3 separate regions of the Homo sapiens genome follow, and regions 2 and 3 are each linked to region 1. Evidence: chromatin contacts called from ENCODE Hi-C or POLR2A ChIA-PET data. All regions are on one chromosome and are shown on one strand. Each heading gives the region's core, a stretch centred on a gene start or an enhancer-like site at or near the end of the contact. The rest is flanking DNA. Distances are from core to core; before and after follow the strand shown. Region 1 overlaps SMAP2 (small ArfGAP2). Region 2 has its middle 79 kb from the start of NDUFS5. Region 3 has its middle 7.9 kb from the start of MACF1.

What was found. A loop is a pair of places that touch in the nucleus more often than their neighbours do. ChIA-PET counts read pairs that join two places held with the same protein, here RNA polymerase II (POLR2A). Pooled maps may share reads with other maps.
Region 2: a map with no recorded cell type shows a loop between it and region 1 (13-fold over the local background). The contact joins two enhancer-like sites. A Hi-C loop is called at or near these places in 1 of 37 single-sample maps with no recorded cell type and 2 of 50 pooled maps. POLR2A ChIA-PET finds 5 or more read pairs at or near these places in 1 of 52 experiments (PC-9).
Region 3: a pooled map shows a loop between it and region 1 (5-fold over the local background). The contact joins two enhancer-like sites. A Hi-C loop is called at or near these places in 7 of 50 pooled maps. POLR2A ChIA-PET finds 5 or more read pairs at or near these places in 2 of 52 experiments (CD8-positive, alpha-beta memory T cell and OCI-LY7).

The regions. Positions count from the first base shown.
Region 1 is chr1:40,385,536-40,389,792 of GRCh38, reverse strand. All of the region lies in intron 1 of SMAP2 (small ArfGAP2), which reads right to left. Among named protein-coding and RNA genes, the nearest start is that of SMAP2, 14 kb to the right of the region's middle. RefSeq lists an enhancer at 3,779-4,048. Within about 2 kb of position 2,209, at least 8 of the 41 ENCODE cell types and tissues checked have a DNase peak (open chromatin) inside an H3K27ac peak, as active enhancers do.
Region 2 is chr1:39,103,688-39,107,944 of GRCh38, reverse strand. It overlaps a transcript of MACF1 not described here. Among named protein-coding and RNA genes, the nearest start is that of NDUFS5, 79 kb to the right of the region's middle. RefSeq lists an enhancer at 1,761-1,820 and silencers at 2,081-2,220, 2,261-2,790, 2,831-2,920. Within about 2 kb of position 1,969, at least 32 of the 41 ENCODE cell types and tissues checked have a DNase peak (open chromatin) inside an H3K27ac peak, as active enhancers do.
Region 3 is chr1:39,194,712-39,198,968 of GRCh38, reverse strand. It overlaps a transcript of MACF1 not described here. Among named protein-coding and RNA genes, the nearest start is that of MACF1, 7.9 kb to the left of the region's middle. RefSeq lists a silencer at 1,798-2,092. Within about 2 kb of position 2,513, at least 13 of the 41 ENCODE cell types and tissues checked have a DNase peak (open chromatin) inside an H3K27ac peak, as active enhancers do.

The DNA.
Region 1 (4,257 bases), core at 960-3,459:
CCTGAGAACCACGTCTAAATATTTACTCCCATCCCACAAAAGGGCTAAAGGACTGCTATTTCAGCCTCCTGTTTCACACTTCATGCTACATTTTTCCCCAGGATGATGTGTCACACCAAAACCTCCTACTGAGAGGGCAGAGGATTCGCTTCATGTCTAGCTCCAGCTTCCAAAGCAGCACAGGTGGCAGAAGCACAGAAATGAAATGGCACAAAGAAGCAATTACCACAAAGCAACCATGAGATTCACCTGCTCAGCTTCCTGGTGTCACAGATCTTCAGCTATCTGGGCTAACAGTATGAGGAAGACTATCAAAAAACAAAACAAAGCATATGACCTGAACACACATTAACAGAATAATGCTGCTCATAATAGGGACATAGACACTATGTGCCAGACACCGTGCATTAAGTATGCAGATAGACATGAAAACACAGTCCCTGTCCTCATCTCCAGTCTGAGGGCCCTTCTTCAAAAAAAAAATAATAATGCAGTAGCTGTTACCTCCTTTCTACTAATGTAGGACCTCTAATCCACCTCCTTAGAGGACTAAGTTTAAGTGAATGAGGACTGTATGAACAACATAAGATGCTAGTCAATGGCGCAAGGGTATTTCCGCACATCAGGTATATAATGTTGTGTCCGGAATTGGTGGGTTCTTGGTTTCACTGACTTCAAGAATGAAGCCGTGGACCCTCGCAGTGAGTGTTACAGTTCTTAAAGGCGGCGTGTCCGGAGTTTGTTCCTTCTGATGTTCGGATGTGTTCGGAGTTTCTTCCTTCTGGTGGGGTTCGTGGTCTCGCTGGCTCAGGAGTGAAGCTGTGGACCCTCGCGGTGAGTGTTAAAGCTCTTAAGGCAGCGCGTCTGGAATTGTTCGTTCCTCCCGGTGGGTTCGTGGTCTCGCTGGCTTCAGGAGTGAAGCTGCAGACCTTCGCGGTGAGTGTTGCAGCTCATAAAGGCAGTGTGGACCCAAAGAGTGAGTAGCAGTAAGATTTATTGCAAAGAGCAAAAGAACAAAGTTTCCACACTGTGGAAGAGGACCCGAACAGGCTGCCACTGCTGGCTCGGGCAGCCTGCTTTTATTCTCTTATCTGGCCCCATCCAATCACATCCTGCTGATTGGTAGAGCGGAGCGGTCTGTTTTGACAGGGTGCTGATTGGTGCGTTTACAATCCCTGAGCTAGACACAAAGGTTCTCCACATCCCCACCAGATTAGCTAGATACAGAGTGTGGACACAAAGGTTCTCCAAATCCCCACCAAGAGTAGCTAGATACAGAGTGTCCACACAAAGGTTCTCCAAGTCCCCACCAGAGTAGCTAGATACAGAGTGTCGATTGGTGCATTCACAAACCCTGAGCTAGACACAGGGTGCTGATTGGTGTGTTTACAAACCTTGAGCTAGATACAGAGTGCCGACTGGTGTATTTACAATCCCTGAGCTAGACATAAAGGTTCTCCAAGGCCCCACCAGACTCAGGAGCCCAGCTGGCTTCATCCAGTGGATCTCGCACTGGGGCTGCAGGTGGAGCTGCCCGCCAGTCCCGCGCTGTGCGCCCACACACCTCAGCCCTTGGGTGGTTGATGGGACCGGGTGCCGTGGAGCAGGGGGCGGTCTCGTTGGGGAGGCTCAGGCTGCACAGGAGCCCACAGAGGTGGGGGGAGGCTCAGGCATGGCGGGCTGCAGGTCCCGAGCCCTGCCCCGTGGGAAGGCAGCTAAGGCCCGGTGAGAAATCCAGCGCAGCGCCGGTGGGCCGGCACTGCTGGGGGACCCAGCACACCCTCTGCAGCCGCTGGCCCAGGTGCTAAGCCCCTCATTGCCCAGGGCCAGCAGGGCTGGCCGGCTGCTCCAAGTGCGGGGCCCGCCAAGCCCATGCCCACCCGGAACTCCAGCTGGCCCACAAGTGCGGCACACAGCCCCGGTTCCCGGAGCTGGCTCCCTCCACACCTCCCCGCAAGCCGAGGGAGCCAGCTCCGGCCTCGGCCAGCCCAGGAAGGGGCTCCCACAGTGCAGCAGTGGGCTGAAGGGCTCCTCAAGTGCGGCCAGAGTGGGTGCCAAGGCCGAGGAGGCACCGAGAGCGAGCGAGGGCTGTGAGGGCTGCCAGCACGCTGTCACCTCTCAATGTGAAAGTGCCGGCCCATCTTGCTGTGGTATGACCCATAAAGCTGTTCCTTATGTCCCTTATGTTCCTTAGGTCCCTTATGGGGAAACCAGGGTTCTCCCGAATTCCCCATTCCTTGCCTCAGCAGACATCTACTGCAATGAAGCAGTTCAGAATGATAATGCCCATAGCAAAGCCATCTCTACGTGGGCTCAACCCAGAGAATCCCCTTGGTAACTTTTTAAATTAGAGGGCCCACTTGACTACTCAAATCTGAACACATAAATAACCCATCACTCTAACAACAACACAAAAATTTATACTTCCTTATTTGTATTGTTAAAAAATTGAAAATTCAAATATTAACAATTGGGCAAGAGATAATAATGACATATTCCAATGCTGGGATACAATAAAGGTATTTACACGTTTTTAATGTCATGAAATAAGCTTATAATAAATGTTAAGCAAAAAAGAATGATATAAAATCATTATGGTATAAGCTCAAGTAAATGGGTGATAAGAATTATGAAAAATAAGGCCGGGCATGGTGGTTGATGCCTGTAATCCTGGCACTCCGGCAGGCCGAGGCAGGCAGATGATGTGAGCTCAGGAGTTCGAGACTAGCCTGGGCAACATGGCAAAACCCTGTCTGTACTAAAAATACAAAAATTAGCTGGACGTGGTGGTGTGCACCTGTAGTCCCAGCTACTATGAAGGCTGAGACAGAAGAACTGCTTAAGCCTGATAGAGGCTGCAGTGAGCTGAGATCGTGCCACTGTACTCCAGCTTGGGCGACGGAGCGAGAGACCTTGTCTCCAAAAAAAAAAAAAAAAAAGAATTATGAAAAATACCTTCAGCATCATTATATTTTTCATACTTTCCAATGATTTTTATCGTGGATAGGTTTCAGAATCATAAAAGATAAAGTTGTTGTTGTTTTAAAAAAAACCAGCATTTACTGATGTTTAGATTATAAGCACAGGGATCCTCCTATCTCCCCAGCTCCTAAAATCCCACAAGACAGAAAACAACTGGTCTGTTCCTATGGCAACAAATCTTTTTTTCCTTAAATGTATGAGAAGTCTAATGAAACTGGGACCTATTTTTACTCTGCCCGTAATATGGACCCTTGATCTGAGCCACTTGTGTCAGGCTACTTCTGTCGAGACTAGGCTCAGAACAAGTTAGAATGCTCAGGGAGCCAAGCCGGAGTCTTCCTGATTCCAATGTTTCATTTAATGAAGCTTCCTTTCTCTTTCATATAATCTGGGAATGTTAATACTGTAGTCACACTACAGGAAAGACCTTTCCTCAAGTTTCTCCTCCATCTGTAACGGTTCCTCTAACCGAACTCTTCATGCCTACTTTCAGAGAGACAAAGTCAATCCCTGTTCCAAACAGCTAATCTTTCAGTAAAAATGATTTCAACATAGCAGAAGAGCCTGAATCTCTTAATTCATTCTTTCTCAAATCAGCTGTCACACTCAAATTGGTTTCCGTCAGCTCTGCTGTTTTCAGCTATTTTGAACAAAAGCATCATGGTAAGAACAGGGAGTTTCCTTCCTGTTTCTCTTCTCAGGGTTTGTGTCAGTTATAAGGAGTGATAAAGTGTCAACAACAACAAAAAGACACCAATGCCCCCTTCTCTACAAGCTTTACACTACAGCATATGATGTCACCAGTTCACACAGAAAATTCTGTAAGAAATTATTTTTGAAGGCACAGAACAAAAACAACCACCTAAACAATATCAAGACAAAACTTCCTTAACTCAAAACTAGAAACACTAGAGAACTCATTTCTAAATCCACACATTTGGGGACTTCCAGTTAGACAAGAAAAGAGGAAGTTAAAGAACAAAATGTACTGTGTGCGCACTTCAGACCACTGAGGTGAAATAACATTGTAGGATTAACATGTAAACCCACATCTAAAGATGTAAGCTCTGTGGTAGAGGCCTGGGGATTTATGGTATTCCGTCACCAGCAACTGCTGCAAAAGACAGCATGGCTATTTGAAGAAAAGGAAAAGAAAAGGTGCTCTATTTGCTCAAATCACCATGCTAGGACACACTTATCAGCTACAGCTGAGAGTAGGTCTCTCTCCCTCTCGCATTTGCTTCACTGTTTCAATACATCATAAAATGAGAGCAT
Region 2 (4,257 bases), core at 720-3,219, 1.3 Mb after region 1:
CTTCTCCCATTGGCCCTAGGGGCAGTTTAGGCAGCTGAAAATTTTAGCTCTCCTTCTGCATATAAAAATCCTGCTTCAGCCTGTATAATGAGGTGACTACAAATTAATAGCAGCAGAGAGAGATCCAAGTAATGTGGTGACCAGCCAATAAGGGTCTAGAACACCCCACCATCATCAATATCTATTTTCCCATCTCTTTCCAAAACCAATACGTGGCATGATCCTCACAAACTCCTTCCCCTGGTCACTCTATAGATTCCAGCTCACTCCTCTGCTTAGACAAACTGTTCTCCTATTAAGGTAGTACGGGGATTTCTAAGTCTGGAAAATGCAGGAATTCCATAAGCAAAGTAACAAAGGCCCGGATGCTAAGCCACTCTGACCTCCCAGTGAGAACGGTGCAGTGGGGGGAAGAGAGATTGTTCTGCACCGATCAGAAGAGCAGACTGCACGACCACCGTATACAACTCGAGGTAATTTACTTTGGGCAACCATTTTTAACTCATTCCTCCCCTCAAGAAAGAGACCTGTGTCTGGGAAGGATTAAGTTCCTATACACCTGATCAAGGCCCTTCAGAGGAAAGCCAAACTGAGTGAGACAGCTAAAAAAAAAAAACTGAACAAAAGAGGTCTCTCCTGGAACAAGCCCTACTGCCCCCTTCTTTCCCAGCCTCATTTGCTAGGAGTCCAACTTCCTTTCCGCTGGAGGTCACCAGTACTACCATCCAGTGAGGTGCTGAGATTTCTTCACCTATTTTGGGTCTTAATTCTGCTGGTTTGAAGCTGTCACAGCCCGGGACGGTCCTAATGTATCTCCTCTCTCTGAAGAGAGCAGTGTTACTCAAAAGCCTGCAAAGGAAACTTAATGCAACCATTCACTGAGCAGCATTTTTTCAATGAAGTTCAGCAGCACAATCTAACCTCTTTGTGCTCTGAAATGAACCACATTTCTTAAAAAGAAAGACCACAGGGGGTTGACAGAAAACTTGCTGCAGGCAGGAAAAGCTGGACAGTTTACAGGAGCTGATGCAGAGGGAACAAGCAAAAACCCTAGTAGGTCTTTTTTCGCATTTCATCTCTACTTTTTTCCTGCTGCATTCCCAAGCAGAGTTCCAATGCCACAAGAAAAAAAAAGTGGGGGGGAGGGGGGAGAGGGGGGGCGTTTTACAGCTTCTTCATTAGTTTCCCTTCACTGGATAGGTGCTGTAAACAAGTACGCTGGACTCAGTCATAGGGGCTGAAGTTTCCTCTCCTTCAGATAAAAAGAAACTAAGGGCCTAGTCACAAGGGCCCGAGCTGAATAAAATGGGGAAAAGTGCTGCCTGTGTCGTTTCTGGGAAAATCTCCCCGTCTGTGGAAAGCATAACTGCCAGCCAAAGCAAACTCCCAGAACCGGATGTTAAAGATCAAGGCAAGGGCCTCCCAAGGCCACGCATCCCTGGCTTCCATTCAGGGGCACCTACAGCAGTTAGGGAAATGCAGTCCACAGGCCCTCTTGTCTGTCAAAACTTTCTCCCCATACACCCAAGGCGCAGATTAGGCATTAACTTGCAGAAGTGTCTCGCAAGAGAGCCTTCAGGGCTGAAATCCGAGCTCCAAGGCAAATCTTTATGTGGGAGGAAAAAAACAGACCCCTACCTCCAGCAGGCCCAGACCCCCGGGGAGATGGAGGGGGTAAGGTCTCGCCACCAAAAACTGCACACTCACCCACACCGCTGCCCACCCCACCCCGAAGACACCAAGGTGCTTTCCAACCTCGGCTTCCACGCGACTCATCCGAGACTCAAAGAGACAAAAGGGGGCGAGGGAGGGACTCTCCGCGGGCACACAGAGGTCCGAGCCCCTCTGGGAGGAAGCTCGCACCCAGAGCAGAGCGGGTGGTTTCTCCCGCGCCCAACTCCTCCTCCTCCTCCTCCCCAGCAACTCCCCACGGCGGCCGGTCTCCAGGCCAGCGCCTTGTCTCGCCTTCTTCCAGCTGGGGCCGGATAATAGGGCAAATCATGTAACTGGCGCTCTGAGCGCGCCGACTGCCCCGGGGGCGGTTTCCGAAGGCTTATCTCAACTCTGTAAATAAACTGGCCCCGAGAAGCAGCAGCTCAGGGCCAAGCCCCGCGCGGTGGGTGCGACCCCGCCCGGCCGCCCCACCTGCAGCCGCCGAGCCGACCGGCTCCGAAGGCCACGCTGCGCCGGCCCGCGGGCCTCAGCGCCGGCCAGTCCCCGGCCCTACCTTTGTACCGCTCCAGCACATCCTCGTACGCCTGCACGAACTCCTTCTCCTGGCTGCGGTTGGCCGGCTGCTGACCCGGCACGTAGCCGGCCATGGCCGCCCGCACCGCCTTCTCGCCGAGCCCCGGGGGCTGCCGGTTCCAGGCCCGCGCGCTGAGGCGGCGGCGGCCCCAGCCTCGACCCTTTGTGCGTCTCAGAGACGGCGACGGCGCCCTCGCTCTCCGCCGTCCGCCCGCCTCGCCCGGCCCGGCAGTCGCGCTCCGCTCCTCAGTCCGCTCGCACCCGGCCCGCTCGCGCTCCGCCGGTCCCGGCTCGCGTTTCCGCGTCCTCACCCCTCGGCTCCGCTCCTCCCTCAGCCCGCCCCGGCGCGGCTGCAGCGGCGGGCGGCGGCGGCGGCTCCTCCTGTCAGGAGCGCCAGGCCCGGCCCGTTCCCCGCCCCCTCTCCCCGCCGCCTCCGGGTCCCGGCGAGTCCTCGGCCCCAGGCTGCGGCCGGCTGGGCCCGGGCTGCCCACACGGGTCCCCCAGGGGCTGCCGACCCCCGCCCGGCCCGGACTGGGGCCCGAGCCGAGGGGCGCGAGAGGCCGGCCCACGCGGGAGTCCCGCTGGGTGGGAGGCCCCGCGCGTCAGGATGAAAGGCTGGGCCGGCCGAACGGCAGGGAGACCCGGGCCGGCTCCACAGGGCGAGCGGGAGCCCCAGTCAGCGCTGACCTACGCCGCCGGGAGCGGGACAAAGGAGGGTTTCTCCCTGGCTGGAGAGAAACCCAGCGGGGCCTGTGCGGCTGCTGGAGAAGGACCTGGAGAAACTGAAGGGAAAGCAGAGGGCAAAAGACCACGATGCCTCAGATCCCAGGGCTAGACGCGGTCAGAACGAGGACAAGGGCAAGATCCAGACAGGGCTGCAGTGTAGGGCCGGAGGACACTGAGCCCACAAAGAAGCCCGGGAACAAAGGGTTTTCCAGAAACAGAAGAAGCTGAACAAGAAGTGACGGGGCAGATCCAGCACCATGAAGTAAACCAGGCCAAGGAGCCAGAGCCTGAGAAATGACAACCCAGGGAGGCACGAAAACGGGATTCTGAATGCACCATGGGGTGAATAAGAGGAGAGACAGGGAGACATAAATCTGTAGGGGATAGACCCTCCAGAATTATTAAACTGTGACAGCCATCTGAACAGAGAGACAGAGATCAAAAGGGAGAAATGTGGGAACCTGAGACGGAACCAGGACTGTTAGGGAACAAAGAAAGGACTCTGGAGCATAGCTGGTCAGGGAAGAAAAGGGGAAGCCAATTATTCTTTGTCATCAGGGGAAAGGAAAGAGTAAAGAAAGGAAACTGGAAAATATGGGTAGGGATTTATTAGGGGCCATTTTGAGGACAGAGCTCCCAACATCATTTGATCCAACATTCGGTTGTGTATCATTCAATCCCAATATTCATGGAGTGCGCTGGAGCCATGAGCAGTGAATGAAGAACTCTGGTCAATGTAGGTGACACGTTGTGCCCGCCACCCCCCATTTAGCAGTTATCCTCCCCTGTTAGCTTGATTTTTCAGGAGGTCTGGAGAGGTGGTTGTGGGTAAGAAGTTACACTGGCTGATCTCACAATAAGGGCACATTAGCAAGTAAAAAAAGAATTCATGCAACACTGAGCAACCAAAATTGGGACTTGGGCTTCCATTCCAGTTCCCATTCTCAAGAGTTTGAAGGAGAAACTTCTTAACCCCAGGCTAGGGAAGGTGTCTTTGTACCTTGTGAGTAGTGCCAAGTATTTTGGTCAATGCTCAGCACATTGGTAACAAGTAAAACAAATGACGCTTTTCGCTAATAGGTGCATGCTGGTTGTTTCCACACCACACCCTGATCAGAAATCAGGTGAGCAAGTCATTAATCATATCTTTTCCCATCAAGTTTTGCTGGCCTGCCCAAGTTGTGGGCATGAAGATCATGCAGGGAAGGGCCTGAAAGAGGACAGGGAGGATCCTTAGACAAATGCTCATTTCCTTCCAGTTTAATCCTCCGTGCTAAAACAAAC
Region 3 (4,257 bases), core at 1,264-3,763, 1.2 Mb after region 1:
AACTTTAGGGTAAGCAACTTGAGGTGTTTATACTTCCTCGTTACAAGACTTATTTATATAATAGTTCCACCTGGCTTTAAGAAAAGAATCTCAACAACAGTATATATTAATTGCTAGTGCTGTTTCTTCCCTTTTATTTCTTTCTTGAGACAGAGTCTTGCTCTGTTGCCTAGGCTGGAGAGTGCAGTGATGCTCCGATCTCTGCAACCTCTATCTCCTGGGTTCAAGCAATTCTCCTGCCTCAGCCTCCCCAGTAGCTGTGACTACAGGTGTGTGCCACCACGCCCAGCTAATTTTTTTTTTTTTTTTTTTGAGACGGAGTTTCGCTCTTGCTCTGTTGCCTAGGCTGGAGTGCAATGGCGTGATCTCAGCTCACTGCAACCTCCGTCTCCCGGCTCCAAGCAATTCTCCTGCCTCAGCCTCCTGAGTAGCTGGGATTACAGGCACACACCACCACACCCGGCTAATTTTTGTATTTTTAGTAGAGACGGGGTTTCATCACATTGGTTAGGCTGGTCTCGAACTCCTGACCTCATGATCCACCCGCCTCAGCCTCCCAAAGTGCTGGGATTACAGGAGTGAGCCACCGCGCCCGGCACGCCCAGCTAATTTTTGTATTTTTAGTAGAGTCAGAGTTTCACCATGTTGGCCAGGCTGGTCTCCAACTCCTGACCTCAGGTGATCCATCCGCCTGGGCCTCCCAAACTGCTGGGATTATAGGCATGAGCCACCGCGCCCAGCCTGCTAGTGCTGTTTCTATCACCATTTCTTGAGACAGGGTCTTACTCTGTAGTCCAAGCTGGAATGCAGTGGCACAATCATAGCTCGCTGCAGCCTCAAACTACCGGGCTCAAGTAATCCTCCCACCTCTGCCTCCCGAGTAGCTGGGACTACAGGCATGTGCCACCACGTCTGGCTAATTTTTGTGTTTTTTGCAGAGATGGGGTTTTGCCATGTTTCCCAGGCTGGTCTCGAACTCCTGGGCTCAAGTGATCTGCCTGCCTCAGCCTACCAAAGTGCAGGGATTATAGACATGAGCCACTCCACTTGGCATCTGTCCACCATTTCTCAACCATCTTTTTCGAAACATGGTCTCGCTCTGTCGCCCAGGCCAGAATGCAGTGGTGTGATCATAGCTCACTACAGCCTTGAACTCCTAGGCTCAAGCAATCCTCCTGGTTTAGCCTCCTGAGGAGCTGGGACTATAAACATGCATCACCATGCTGGCTATAATTTTTTAATTTTTTTTGAAGATGGGGTCTCACTATGTAGTCCAGGCTGGTCTCAAACTCCTGGCCTTAAGAGTGACCCTCCCGCCTCTGCCTCCCAAAGTGCTGGGATTACAGGCATGAGCCACCACAACCGTCTTTTCACAGTCTTACAAATACCTTCACCATATTTTCGTTTCCCAAAGTGAAAGCCATTTCCCTGCCCTATTTGCTACCTGAAGCCATCATAAAGCTGTTATAGGAGCTTCTGGCATCAGTAATTAGAAAATCATATACCATGTTTGTGTCATTCAAAAACACCTAGGAAATTTGGGGGAAAAAATCCAAAGTACTCAAATACCAAGATATGTTCTGAACCTACATTTATTATTAGAGAAGACAATGAAAGATAACCAAAGTAATTTATTCTCATAAGATCATAAAAACATGTCATTTTATACCTTGATATTACAGGTAAAAAGCCTGCCTATCTGCAGCTTGTGTGTGTGTGTGTGTATATATTTATATTTATATTTATTATATATATGTATGTTGGAAGGAAGAAGCAGAGGGGAACTGCTTTCATGAAAATAAAATAATTTTTTCACTTGGTGAAACTAAGATCTGTGTGCTGTCATTTACAGGAAGTGGTTAGAGGCTGGCAGGAGGGAGTGACTAGTTTTCTTTTTAAGAGATCATTTATCATACAAAGAACAGTCTTTTTAAAGTCACATTTAGCACCCCCCAGGATATCCCTTACTAACAGCCAACGGGCAGGGCCCCAAACCATGAAAGAAGCCTTGTAGAAGACAGACTCAGAACTTCATTAAGATTTTAGATCTGCCTCTCTTTGGGATTACCCACAGGAATTTGGGATGGTCTCCCCTAACTGTTACCCACAAGAAATCTCAACACAAGGCAACACCCCAGAATTACTTTAATGTTTGCAAGCAAAACAAGCCTGTGCAAAGGTATGCTGGACATTTTATTCAAATGTCATTGAGATTTACTTGGTCTCAAAATAATTGATATCCACAAGCATCATAACTTTAGCAGATTCAGACTAAAAATTTACGTTACACCGTAACTAAAAAAGCCAAATCTAGAAAAATAATGCTTACAAAGAGAGAAGTCTTTTAAAAAATACAATAAATATACCTAAGATTATAAATTTGGTAGAGGGAATAGCACATAACCGATAGGACTGAAAACCTTGGGTTTCTGGAAATGGCACGATGCAGACATCAAAGCCTGGCCCTGAAACTCTTGTCATCTGTCCCCTCCCATGAGTACACTAGGCATCTAACTGAAGACAGGCAGAGGATGTGGGCTTCAGATAACTTAATTAGGAGACATCCATGACTCTGCCTCTAAGGTTTGGCAATGTGGTATTGAGACAACTTGCAAAGGCCCAGAATGTCTACAAAGAACATTCTACATACAAAAGTGTCATTGAATACAATAAAGTAAGGAAAATCTCCATATTTATTGCTCCGTATACATAGATGCCATGAGTATTATAGTAGCATGGAAATTATAAGCCCAGTCTGCCTGGGTTTAAATCCATACTACTATGTATACATCACATTTAGCATCTTTGGGCAAGTTACTTAACTTCATGGAACCTCAATTTCCTCATCTGTAAAATGATGATAATAATAGCATCTGTCTCAGAGTTGTAGTAAGGATGAATGAGTTAATGTGTTTCAGGTGCTCAATACCTGCTCAATAATTGCTGATTATAATTGTCATTATTTGGAGGAGCAGCAAACAAACTACATCTGACCACAAAGACTATGAATATTGCTCAGACTGTACGAAACCTTGGCAACTGATAACTTACCTCACCTAAATTACCTAATCTGTCTAATCTCAGTCTCCAACTTACCAACCCTGCCCTCGTTCACCACAACAGTAATCTCCTTGAAGCATGTATAATGATTGGCACATTTTAAATGCTTAATAAATGTTTATTTATAACTTCACTGTAAAACTTTACATTTCTCCCTATCAGCAAATTAAATCCAAAACTCTCTGGCTTCACAATATTTCCCTCATTATCCTGGCACGTTTTTCCTTCCCATCTCCAGATATTAAACTCCTATTTCTATAGACCAGCTTAAAGCCAGTACTTCCACAGAATTATCTCCAGTTCCTCCCTCCATCCCAGTGAGAAGTAAACTTCTCCCTCCCTTGAGCTTTTATTATACTTTATCTGTTTCTCTCATAAAGTTTAGCACTTTGTGCTTTATAATACAGCTGAGCACATATTGTTACTCCCTCACTAGACTGTTTTTGAAGCTAGATAAATGTCTGCTCTCCTTTATAAAATCTTAGTCACTAAATAACTATTTGTGGAATGAGCAAATTAATAAATGAATGAGAGGATCTGAGAACTGCTTAAGAGCAAGAATGGGGGCGGGTGCACACTAGAAAGGGCAAAGCTGGGCCCAGTGAATTATGAATACTCCCAAAATATAAACATTTCTTCTGGTAATGCATCTTTTTTGACCACAAAAACATACAACCGAGAACAAGTGCCTGGAAAACCATTCATCTTATGGCAGAAATAACTCAAAATGCTCTTCTAGAGAGGCCTAGTAGGTAACATACACTAACAAGGGTGTCGAACCATCTTTAACAGTGAACTTCCAAATCTACCTGGGAATTTAAAAGAAAAAAGTGTCTCCAAGAACACAAGTGTAAGTTTTGCTTTTCCTTGGAGCTGGAAGGAAGATAGTTTATTAATTCAGAAATTAAACTGCTTGGCTGGGAGCAGTGGCTCACCCCTGTAATCCCAGCGCTTTGAGAAGCTGAGGCAGGAGGACTGCCTGAGGACAGGAGTTTAAGACCACCCTGGGCAACATAGCAAGACCCCATCTCTCCAAAACATAATAACACTTAGCCAGGCCCAGTGGTTACACACCTGTAGTTCTAGCTACTTGGGAGGCTGAGGCAGGAGAATCACTCCAGCCCAGGAGTTTCAGGCCACAGTGAGCTATGATCACACCACTGCACTCCAGCCTAGACAGCAGAGCAAGACAATAGA